Linked DNA regions of Mus musculus: region 2 is linked to region 1. Evidence: chromatin loops called from intact Hi-C (ENCODE). Cell type or tissue: heart. All regions are shown on one strand.

Region 1 (5,000 bases):
AGAGAGCTATATCAGGGTCCTTTCAGCATAATCTTGCTGGCATATGCAATAGTGTCTGCATTTAGTGGAGAGCTGAAGGGTTCTAATTGCTTCCCTGGAATATGAAAGAATACTAGAAATTCTCCTAGAATAAAAGGAACTCCATATATTTTTATGATTTATATAATCTTGTGTAGTTTTCATTTTTCTCATTTAAGACTAGACAATATTACTAGGTGATGTCCCAGTACTTAGGAGGCAGAAACAGGTGGCTATCTGTGAGTCTGGTTCATATAGTAGTTCCAGGCCAGTCAGAGCTATATAATCTGACTCTGCCAGCCAGCATTTAAAATAGAATATTTAGGATAATAAAAAGAATGTTTACAGTATAATCCATGTATATCTAGTACTTATTACCTTTGACTAATCTTTTGATTTTTGGGCTTTTTTGAGACAGGATTTCATGTTATAGCCCAAGCTGGCCTAGAACTTACAACAGTTTTCTTGCCTCTGCCTTCTAAGTGCTAGAATTACAGGCATGCACCACCACACCCAGTTAACTTATTGTTTTGAGTAACTTTATTTTAGCAGTGTTTACCTTCCACATTTCTTTAAAGGGTATACTTGGCACTGTTGTAATCAAGCAAAACTGTTCAGTTTGGAGTTGTAGCTCAGTTGGTAAAGTGCTTGCCTAGTACATGAAGCTATGGGTGTGAGCAACAGCACCACAGAAGCCAGACATGGTAGCACACAAATTCAGTTCCACACTCTTATTTTTAAATTGTGTGTGTAGCCATCTTTCTAGCCTCCCAGTTCCCACTTTAAACTCTAGAGTATATTAGATATAGTGTTGAGCATTAGCTATATTGATTGATTGACATTCATATTGGTAGACATTGGGTATATTAATGGACATTTTGCCTTCTTGTAAAAGTAATGCTCTTCTTCAGGATTTGAAATTGTGCAGATTAGAGCCTGGGAAGGCAGAACTGGAGAACTCAGGATTTGACAGAATGAGTGAGGAAGAGGTGCTGGCAGCTGTGTTAGAGATAAGCAGGAGAGAAGCTTCGCCGGTACTTAGCCCTGAAGATGATGATAAGCCAACCAGCAGTCCGGACACCGGCTTTGCAGAAGATGATATTCCAGAAATGCCTGAAAATCCAGATGCTATGGAAATTGAGAAGTCCAAAACAATCACTGAGCCAGGTAAGGTTCACCAAGATAAGTATCTGTTACACAAAACATGTGTTCCAGAGCCTTTACTGACATGCAGCTTCTAAGTTATCCTAAAGCCCTCACATTTGGACATGGAAGTCATAGAGCGATATCGCAAAATTATTTTCTAGATTTTTGTGGAGTCAGAGCGTCTTAATTTCAAATTACTTTATATGCAAGTAAAATAATAATTAGTGTATCCTCAGGATAACAAAACCCAAAAAGCTGATGGTGTTCTTCTGAGGTATTTATTTCCTCTTAATGCAATGTATTCCCCTGCTCTTGTTAGTCACTCTATAATGCATATCACTTGGTCATAGTCATTCTTTGTTTTCAGAACCATTCTGTGGGTCAGTGCTTCTAAATCAAGGGCATTCTCTGCTGCCCTGGAATGGTCGTCACAAATAGAGAGACATGGACTACTTCTGGCATGAGCCACTTCCATTTCCATAGATGAAAGGGATCTTTAATTCCTGTAAGGTGGCTCTCCTATCTCAGAGAGTCTGGGGAATTCTGCTAAAATTTACAGCATACACACTTCTCCATTTCCCACTCCCCAAAAGGCCTCATCGGCACCTCATGCAAATTATTAATGATACTGAGCCTGAGAAACCCTGATATAGATGTGGTAAGATGAAATTATTTGTCCCAAAAAATTCTAAGTACAACTGGGAGTATAGTAGCTTGGTAGCTTGTTTAGTAGCTGTGTGCCCACCATGCACAAAACCCAGCATCCCCAAACCAAGCATGATGGTGTGTACAGTAATCCCATCAAGGAAGTGTAGATGGGAGGTCAAAGTCTCGGCCATCCTCAGATACTTAGAAAGTTCTAGGCCTGCCTGAGCTACATTAGACCCTAACCTATAGTGTTAATGAGGGCAAGGTAAATTACTCTTTCTTAACAGTAGGTGTCACTAGAGTCCACAAAGTTCAGGGTTTCTCCAAAATAATGTTTTGCTTTTCAGGTCCTGCTAGTTTTACTGAGATAACAAAAGACTGTGATGAGAATAAAGAAAACAAAACTCCAGAAGGCTCTCAGGGAGAGGTTGATTGGCTCCAGCAGTATGACGTAGACCGGGAAAGAGAAGAGCAGGAGCTGCAGCAAGCACTGGCTCAGAGCCTTCAAGAGCAAGTAAGACACTTTCTTCCTGTTGCTGCTGCTTCCATGCTTCCAGGAGTGGAATCACAAAGACTGGCGTGTTAATCATTTACTGTGTGTTAGTCATTCATTGCTCCTAGATAGCTACATACAATTAGTTATTGGAAAAAAATTATTTGGGCTTGTTTGGACTGGAACAGTTATTAAATTAGTAGGGTTTTTATTATTAAAATGGAATAAAATATTGTTGGCCATGTTATATGCTATAGGGATGTTAAAGATTATTCCATTAGCTTTATTCTGCAAGCTGTCAACAAGTACCTCACCATGATTTTATGAGTGGTAGATTATTGTTTGGTTATTTTCTGGTTGTGAGCCATCTCTTCAGCCCTGGTTATTTTTTTTACAATATTTCTTTTACTATAAATTATTTGACCACAAATATCTAAAATCTAATAATTTTTAAATTCTGGTGATTGGACCCTTATTTTGTCTGTTTGTTTTGCTTTTTTGTCGTTTTGTTTTTCAAGAAAGAGTTTCTTCATGTAGTTCTCACTGTCCTGGAACTATCTCTGTAGACTAGGCTGCCTTTGAACTCAGAGAGATTGGCCTGCCTCTGCCTCCCAGGGCTGGTGGTAAAGGTGAGCACCCCAGCCACCTGGCAGACCAGTGCTTTTCAATCTTGATTATGTTTTAAAGTTACCTGAGGTGCTCCAAAAATACTGATGCCTGAATTGTCCTAATACTGATAAATCTTTAAAGGATAAACCTTGGATATGGACTGGGCATCTGGATTTCTCTTTCTTTTAATCTAGATTTTAAAAGTCTTCCCTGGTGATTCTAATGAACAACTAAGATTGAGAAGAGCTCCTTTACAATCTCAATCGGTTCTTCTAACCTTTTATTTATAAGCAGTGCTTTTCTACTTACAGTGTAATAAGATACATGTATGTGACGCTGGAGATGGGACCCAGGTCCTTATACAAGGATTTTACTACTGAACTTTGTCCCCAGTCATAAAGGCAGTTAAACATTTTATTTTTTTCCTGTTTTTTGGTTTTTCGAGACAGGGTTTCTCTGTACAGCCCTAGCTGTCCTGGAACTCACTATGTAGACCAGGCTGGCCTTGAACTCAGAAATCCTCCTGCCTCTGCCTCCCAAGTGCTAGGATTAAAGGCATACACCACCACTGCCCGGCTCAAACATTTTTATTTACATTTTTTTTCTTATTTTGTTTTGTTTGAGACAGGGTTTCTCTGTGTAGACCTGTCTGTCCTAGAACATGCTCTGTAGACCAGGTTGACCTTGAACCCAGAGATTTGCCTGCCTCCGCCTCCCAAATGCTTGGGATTAAAGGTGTGTGCTACCACTGCCCAGCCTACTTATATTTTTTCCTAAGAATACCTTTGCTGTTTCAGAAAAATGACAGTCAAGGGTCTTCATTTAGTATTGCTGCCAAACCTGTCTTGTGGATCTGGTTTCTTTAGTTAGAATAAAGTAGAAATAGATGGCTCGGTAACCTGTAGGGATACTGCTCATTCTGCTGTCACACACAGGGTATGAGTGTCTCCTGGATGGAAGTGTTCATCATCCGCTCAGGAGAGCCAGTTGTGTTCTACACTACTTATAAGTAGTTATTGAAAAAGAATAAGTATATTCACTGTAGGTTGTCTGAAATCTGCAGTGTAGCAGTGTTTACATCTGTACCATAAAGGGTGATAAATGCTAAGTCCAGGGAAAAGAAAGTAAGTAGTTTGCTAGGTGTGAATGATTACACTGCTGCTGTTTTCAGACCAGAAGAGATCCCATTTCCGAGGGTTGTGAGCCACCATGTGGGTGCTGGGAATTGAACTCAGGATCTCTAGACGTCAGTGCTCTTAACTGCTGAGCCATTTCTGCAGCACTGTGCCTGGCATTTTTTTATATTTAAAAAAAAAAATACGCCATACAGTCACATTGAATGACTTGACAATGTTATTGACCAGAGGAAATAAAAACCCCAACGTTATGTTTTAAGAGGACAGTGTTGAAAAGAAACAAGCTTCTATTCCACATAGGTCAGAGTCCAGATAGCTGTAAAGCTAGGGAAGGCATGGCAAGCAAGTGCTCTCAGAGCAGCGTGCTGTGCCTCTTTAAACACTTGTTCCTGTTCTTCTCTCTGTAGGAGGCTTGGGAACAGAAGGAAGATGACGACCTCAAAAGGGCTACAGAATTAAGTCTTCAAGGTATGGGGAGGATTTCAATTATATTTTTAAATGGAAAAGTACATTAATACATAGAAGAACATTTTAAACATTTTTTTTTTAGGCAAAGTCTCATTTAGTCTCTTTTACGGTGTCTTTGGAACTCTCTGTAGCCAATGATGGCCTTAAACTGATCCTCCTGAGTGCTAAGATCACAAGTATGCAGTGCTGCAATAGTGGAGATCATATGCAGGGCCTATGTTTGCTGAGTACACTGCCAACTGAGCTTGGTCCCGAGCCCTTTCTTTTGTGGTTTTGTTTTACTATCTATACCTATATCAAAATAACATTTTTAATCTTGAAAAACAGAATAGCAAGACAACATTTAATAGAAGATTTATAGTTTCGTTACTAAGATTTCTACAATATGGCTTCAATCCAATTGACTTTTCCAATAATTCACTCTTAGGAATTGAGTTGAGAGCCAAAAGTAAGGATTCAGTAGGGTAAGATTCACACACAGG
Region 2 (5,000 bases), 91 kb after region 1:
CAGCACTTGGGAGGGGGGTCAGGGGTTCCAAATCACCCTCAGCTACACACCATGTCTGAGGCCAGTCTAGTTATGAGACTGCCTCAAAATAGGAAGGAAGGGGAGGAGAGGGAGGAAAGGAGATCTTCCATTTATGGTGGAAGTCAGAAATAGGCCCATAGTATGTAATAGGAAAGATGAACAGCTGTAAACCTCAGAACGGAACACAGGCTGGAAGCTGGGAACAGATTCTCTGAGAAGGCTGTTAGGCCCAAGTCATCTCCCATGTTTAGACAGGGCATGGCCCCACAGAGGAAGTTTCTGAAGGGACTGGGTGAAGAGGATAGAGCCAGATTTGGAGGCTAAATAGTGACAGGCTCTGGGAAAGGTCAGGTCACGTGGCTCTGGGAAGTGGACCAGGCTTTCAGGCCGGAGGAGGCCAGTGGGCTGGGCTCGGTTTGTGCATCCAGACAACATCAGCAGCAGTAATGGAGGTGACTGGTTATCAAACCAACCGTGTGTGGTGCAGGTTCGGGCTGGTGGGATATGGGAGTGTGATATTCTCCAGAGGTCCCTCCCACCCTCGTAAAGCCCATGTTCTGGCTTACCCTGGAGCAGGGGCAAGGCTGGGGGAGGCTGGGAGTAAATACCTTGATGAACTCCTGACTGTGCTGTTCCATCAGCTCCAGATTGTTGTTTAGGTAGCCTGGGGTACAGGGAGGCACTGATGTCATAGGATGGACGCTAGGGAACGGGCTGGCCCAGGCTGGGGCAACGTGGCCATGGGAAAATGACAGGGTGGTCAACACTGTTCTTGTCCTGGGTATGTGACTGGGAATGACCTCCCCTCCTCCTCCCTCTCCTCTCCCCCTTCCTCTTCTTCCCCTCCCCCAGGCTTTACCCTCTCCCAGGTAAGTCAAGGGGCAGGTCCCAATTAAGGACCTATGGATTGGAATGGGGGTGGGGCGTGGAGAGAAGATGTGAGGGACAGGCAGCAGTCAGGGCTGTACCTAGGAGGGAGCTCCCACACAGCGATTTGTCTAGGAAGCCGCGGCTAGAGGCGTGGACCAGTAGACAGTGGGTCAGGATCCCTATGTCGTCCTTGTACTTCCCCCTCTGCACCTCAATGGTCAGTTCTCCCTGAGGTTCCCCTGTGTCTGAGAGGATGGCCAGAGTCTCCGGGAAGAACAGGAGCATATCCTCCAGCCCTGGGTGGTGCAGAGAAGCTGTCTCTCCAGGCCCAGCCTCTAGACCCCACACCACCCACTCACCCCTTGTCACGTCTCCCATCTCCTAACCAGCCCCGTCACTCCTCCTTGTCATCACTCGGTGCCAGCTGGTAAAGCTCTCCCCGACAGGCTTGTCCCTCCATGTTCATTAGCAAACAGGTCTTTTCTGAATCTCAAGAGGATCGGGTGGAGAGAGAGACTTGTACCTCTCCTCCCCACGCCTGCCCCACCATCTGGCTCACAGAAGGAGTTGAGAAAGCTGATGGCTTCAGCATTGGCTTCTGGGAATGGCTGCTGCTGCTGCCGCTGCTGCTGCTGTTGCTGCAGCTGGCCTAAGTGATGCTGGTCCTTGGCTTTGGAAACTACAAGAGGAAGAAAAAGCTAATAAGTCAGACTCTAGAGAAAAGGGTAGAGTAGGTAGGGATACCTGGTTCTGATCCCCATCCCCAAAAGTTAAATTTGCGAAGACCACACTTTGGTGGGTTTGCAAGGGACAAATACCCCTTCTCCCTCCACCCACAGACCAGAAGTCCATTCCTCACCAGTGGGGGAAACTTTGGAAGACATTTTATTGAGGCTAGTCAGTCTGTGACTAGTAGTCTCCATGGCAACCAGAAAGCTAGGTACTGCCTCTTAAAGGGCAATCAACCCACTTTACTGAACCTAGATTTGTCAAGCTTTGGGGCTCAGCCCAAGCTTAAGAGGTTGTCCAGCAGAGGGAGCCTTTGACATTCTTAAGAGGCTGAGGGAAAGCAGGTCTTTACAACTTCCTTGGGAATTCATGGACGAAGGGGGCTAGAGAGGTGGCTCAGCGGTTGAAAGCAGTGGCTGCTTTTCCAGAGGGCCTGGGTTTGAATCCCAGCACTCACAAGATGGCTCACAACTGTCTCTAGTTCTGTAGGATCCAACACCCACTTCTGGACTCCATGGATACCAGAGACATACATGGCACACACACAAACATCCAACAAAACACCCAAATATATAAAATATAATAATAATAATAATAATAATAATAATAATAATAATAATAATAATAATAATAATAATACAAAGAAGTAGTAGACTAAACCAGAAGTAGTGACTTGTGCCCATAAACCGGGCACTCATGACTCCTGGGCCGGACCTAGGCTCACACACAGAATCCACTTCAAGGTTGGACAACTGTCTTTGTGTGCTACAGTCCCAATAAAAACAGTCTCCTATCTCCTGAGCCTCAGGTTCCCATTCATTGCCTTTACGATGGTGGGAAAGCCTTCGCACTCAGTAGAAACTGTTTCTAATTCCCAGGTTCACCAAGGCTGTTCATCTTCTTTTCTGCAAGCTGCAACTTTCAGAGGGGCCTCTGTGACTCACCTATGAGCTTGGATGCCTCCTCATCTTACTGGGACTGTCATCATTGAGGCATGTAGGCATAATGATGGTCACGCTGAGAGGGACAGCAAAGTCTTTTCTCTTTTGTCTTTTTTGTTTTCCTTTTTGGTTTTTCTTTTTTCTTTTTGATTTTTTCAAGACAGGGTTTCTCTGTGTAGCCCTGGCTGTCCTGGAACTCACTCTGTAGACCAGGCTGGCCTCGAACTCAGAAATCCTCCTGCCTCTGCCTCCCAAGTGCTGGGAACTTTCTTTGTTTTTAAAGATTTATTATTATATCTAAGTACACTGTAGCTGTCTTCAAATGCACCAGAAGAGGGCGTCAGATTTCATTATGGATGGTTGTGAGCCACCATGTGGTTGCTGGGATTTGAACTCAGGTCCTTCGGAAGAGCAGTCAGTGCTCTTAACCACTGAGCCATCTCTCCAGCCCCTTGTTTTGTTGTTTTGAGACAGGGTCTTATATATCCCAGGCTGACTTCAAACTTAATGAAGCAGAGAATGACCTTAAATTTCTGACCTTCCTGTCTCTTTCTCCTGAGTCCTACAATTACAGGCAGGCGTGTGCCACCATTCCCAGGTTATGAGGCACTGGGGGAATCGAGCCTAGGGCTTACTATGTGGCTCAGGCTGTCCTAGAGATAGTTATTCTGCCCCTGCCTTCCGAGTTTTGGGATCACAGGTGTGCACTACCATGCTTGGCTGATGTAGGCTATGACCTCATATGGAGGTAATATGTGGGTTTTATGGAGAAGAAAACTAAGGCAAAGAGAGGCTAACTGGCTTCACTCGTCACACAGCTAATCCTTCACAGCCAAGACTTGACCAGAGGCAGTCAGACTGAGTCTGCATTCAGGCAGCAGCTGGATAGGATGGTGCTGGGTTGTGATTCTAGCACTTGGGAGGGCTGGGCAGGAAAATCAGAAGCCCAGGTCATCCTCAGCTACGTATTGAGTTTGAGGCCAGTGGGTTGCAATGCGACTCTGTCTCAAAAACTGAAAATAAAACCAGGAAGTGGTGATGTACACCTTTAATCTCAACACTCAGAGGCAGAGGCAGGGGATCTCTTTGAGTTTGAAGCCAGTCTGATCTACAGAGTGAGTTGCAGCATAGCCAGGGCTACACAGAGAGACCCTGTCTTAGAAAGAATTAAGCAGCAAGGAAGTAATAGGTGGTAGAGGAATGGGTGGGAGAGGAGTGGGTGGTAGGCGATGCCGTGAATGGAAACTTCTGGTTAACAGCACCTGAAGTGATTAAATACAGACTTGGAGGAGTGGCTACAGGACTCATACATTTGATTTGTACTCATGCTGTGGACACTTGATCGCCATCTGGGCATGTTGGAGTTGATGTTATGTCTAATACACACAGTTCAATATGATAGCCAGGACCTCAGAAAATTTCTTGACATGAGCTAGCCTTAGACACTGAAGGGTTATTCCAACTCATACTCATCCCAGTTAGGATAAAGCTCCTCCATATTACATTTTAGAATCCATTACATTTGTTGCATTTATTTGTGGAGGGGGAGGGGTGCACCACACTGCACGTATCTGGAGCTCAAGGACTTCTGGGAGTTAGTTCTCTCTGTGTGAGTCCTGGGGTGTCAGGCTTGGTGGCAGGTGCCCCTATCAAATGAGCCATTTTGCTGGTCGTTTTGTTTTCTTCAGACAAGGTTTCTCTATGTGGTCCTGATAGACACTAGCCATTTATGTTTTTATTTTTATTTTTTCTTTGTTTTTTGAGACAGGGTTTCTCTCTATAGCCCTGGTTGTCCTGGAACTCACTCTGTAGACCAGGCTGGCCTTGAACTCAGAAATCTGCCTGCCTCTGCCTCCTGAGTGCTGGGATTAAAGGCATGCACCACCACTGCCCGGCTGACACTAGCCATTTTTAAAATTACATTTTTAGCTAGGCATGGTAGTATATATCTTTAGGCCCAGTATTCAAGAGGCCAACCTGGTCATCACAGGGACTTCCAGGACTAGCCAGGGCTATAGTTTGAGATTATTCCTAAAAAAAAAAAAAAAAAAAAAAAAAAAATTAATTAAAAAAAAAAATAAAAAGGCAAACCCTATTGCTTTCATAATATAAATGTATATAATGTTAGAAAAAAAATCTTCCTTCTTAGTCTATTGAGTGCTGGGATTATAGGCATGTACCAAGACACTTCTTTTTAAAGACAGGGCATCATGTGTCTCAGGTTGAACCAAAGTGCTTTCTGTAGTTGTGAATCCTGTGGAATACCTGATCCTCCTGACTCTGTGTCCTGAATACCGGGACTAGAGGTGTAGACCACCATGCTTGGCTCACGAGACATTGGGGATTCATGAATGTAAGGCTTCCCTTCCAGCCCCTAAATTGATTTGGTTATCAGAATAAAGTTAAAGGGACAAGGAGCTGCTATGGATATGGCGCAGG

What was found. Hi-C counts contacts between places; a loop is a spot of excess contacts. Peaks named below come from ENCODE experiments on the same cell type or tissue, not always from the same donor. Only the 100,000 strongest peaks of a DNase experiment are listed, where the experiment ranks them.
Region 2: a loop joins it to region 1, with 3.0 times the contacts of the local background. A loop is called at or near these places in 4 of 42 quality-filtered maps.

What each region holds. Positions count from the first base shown.
Region 1 is chr1:74,450,013-74,455,012 of GRCm38, reverse strand. It overlaps Usp37 (ubiquitin specific peptidase 37), which reads left to right. Exons shown (of 24, transcript NM_001310662.1): 18 at 930-1,185; 19 at 2,160-2,326; 20 at 4,458-4,518. Among named protein-coding and RNA genes, the nearest start is that of Vil1, 43 kb to the right of the region's middle. In heart, a CTCF peak has its summit at 2,088 (motif pointing right); a DNase peak (open chromatin) is centred at 2,252.
Region 2 is chr1:74,358,937-74,363,936 of GRCm38, reverse strand. It overlaps Catip (ciliogenesis associated TTC17 interacting protein), which reads right to left and starts at 1,802. Exons shown (of 10, transcript NM_001379457.1): 1 at 1,751-1,802; 2 at 1,415-1,570; 3 at 990-1,187; 4 at 630-685. The coding sequence starts at 1,775. In heart, a CTCF peak has its summit at 1,915 (motif pointing right); DNase peaks (open chromatin) are centred at 346, 966, 1,236 and 1,896; H3K4me3 peaks cover 511 bases; H3K27ac peaks cover 1,224 bases.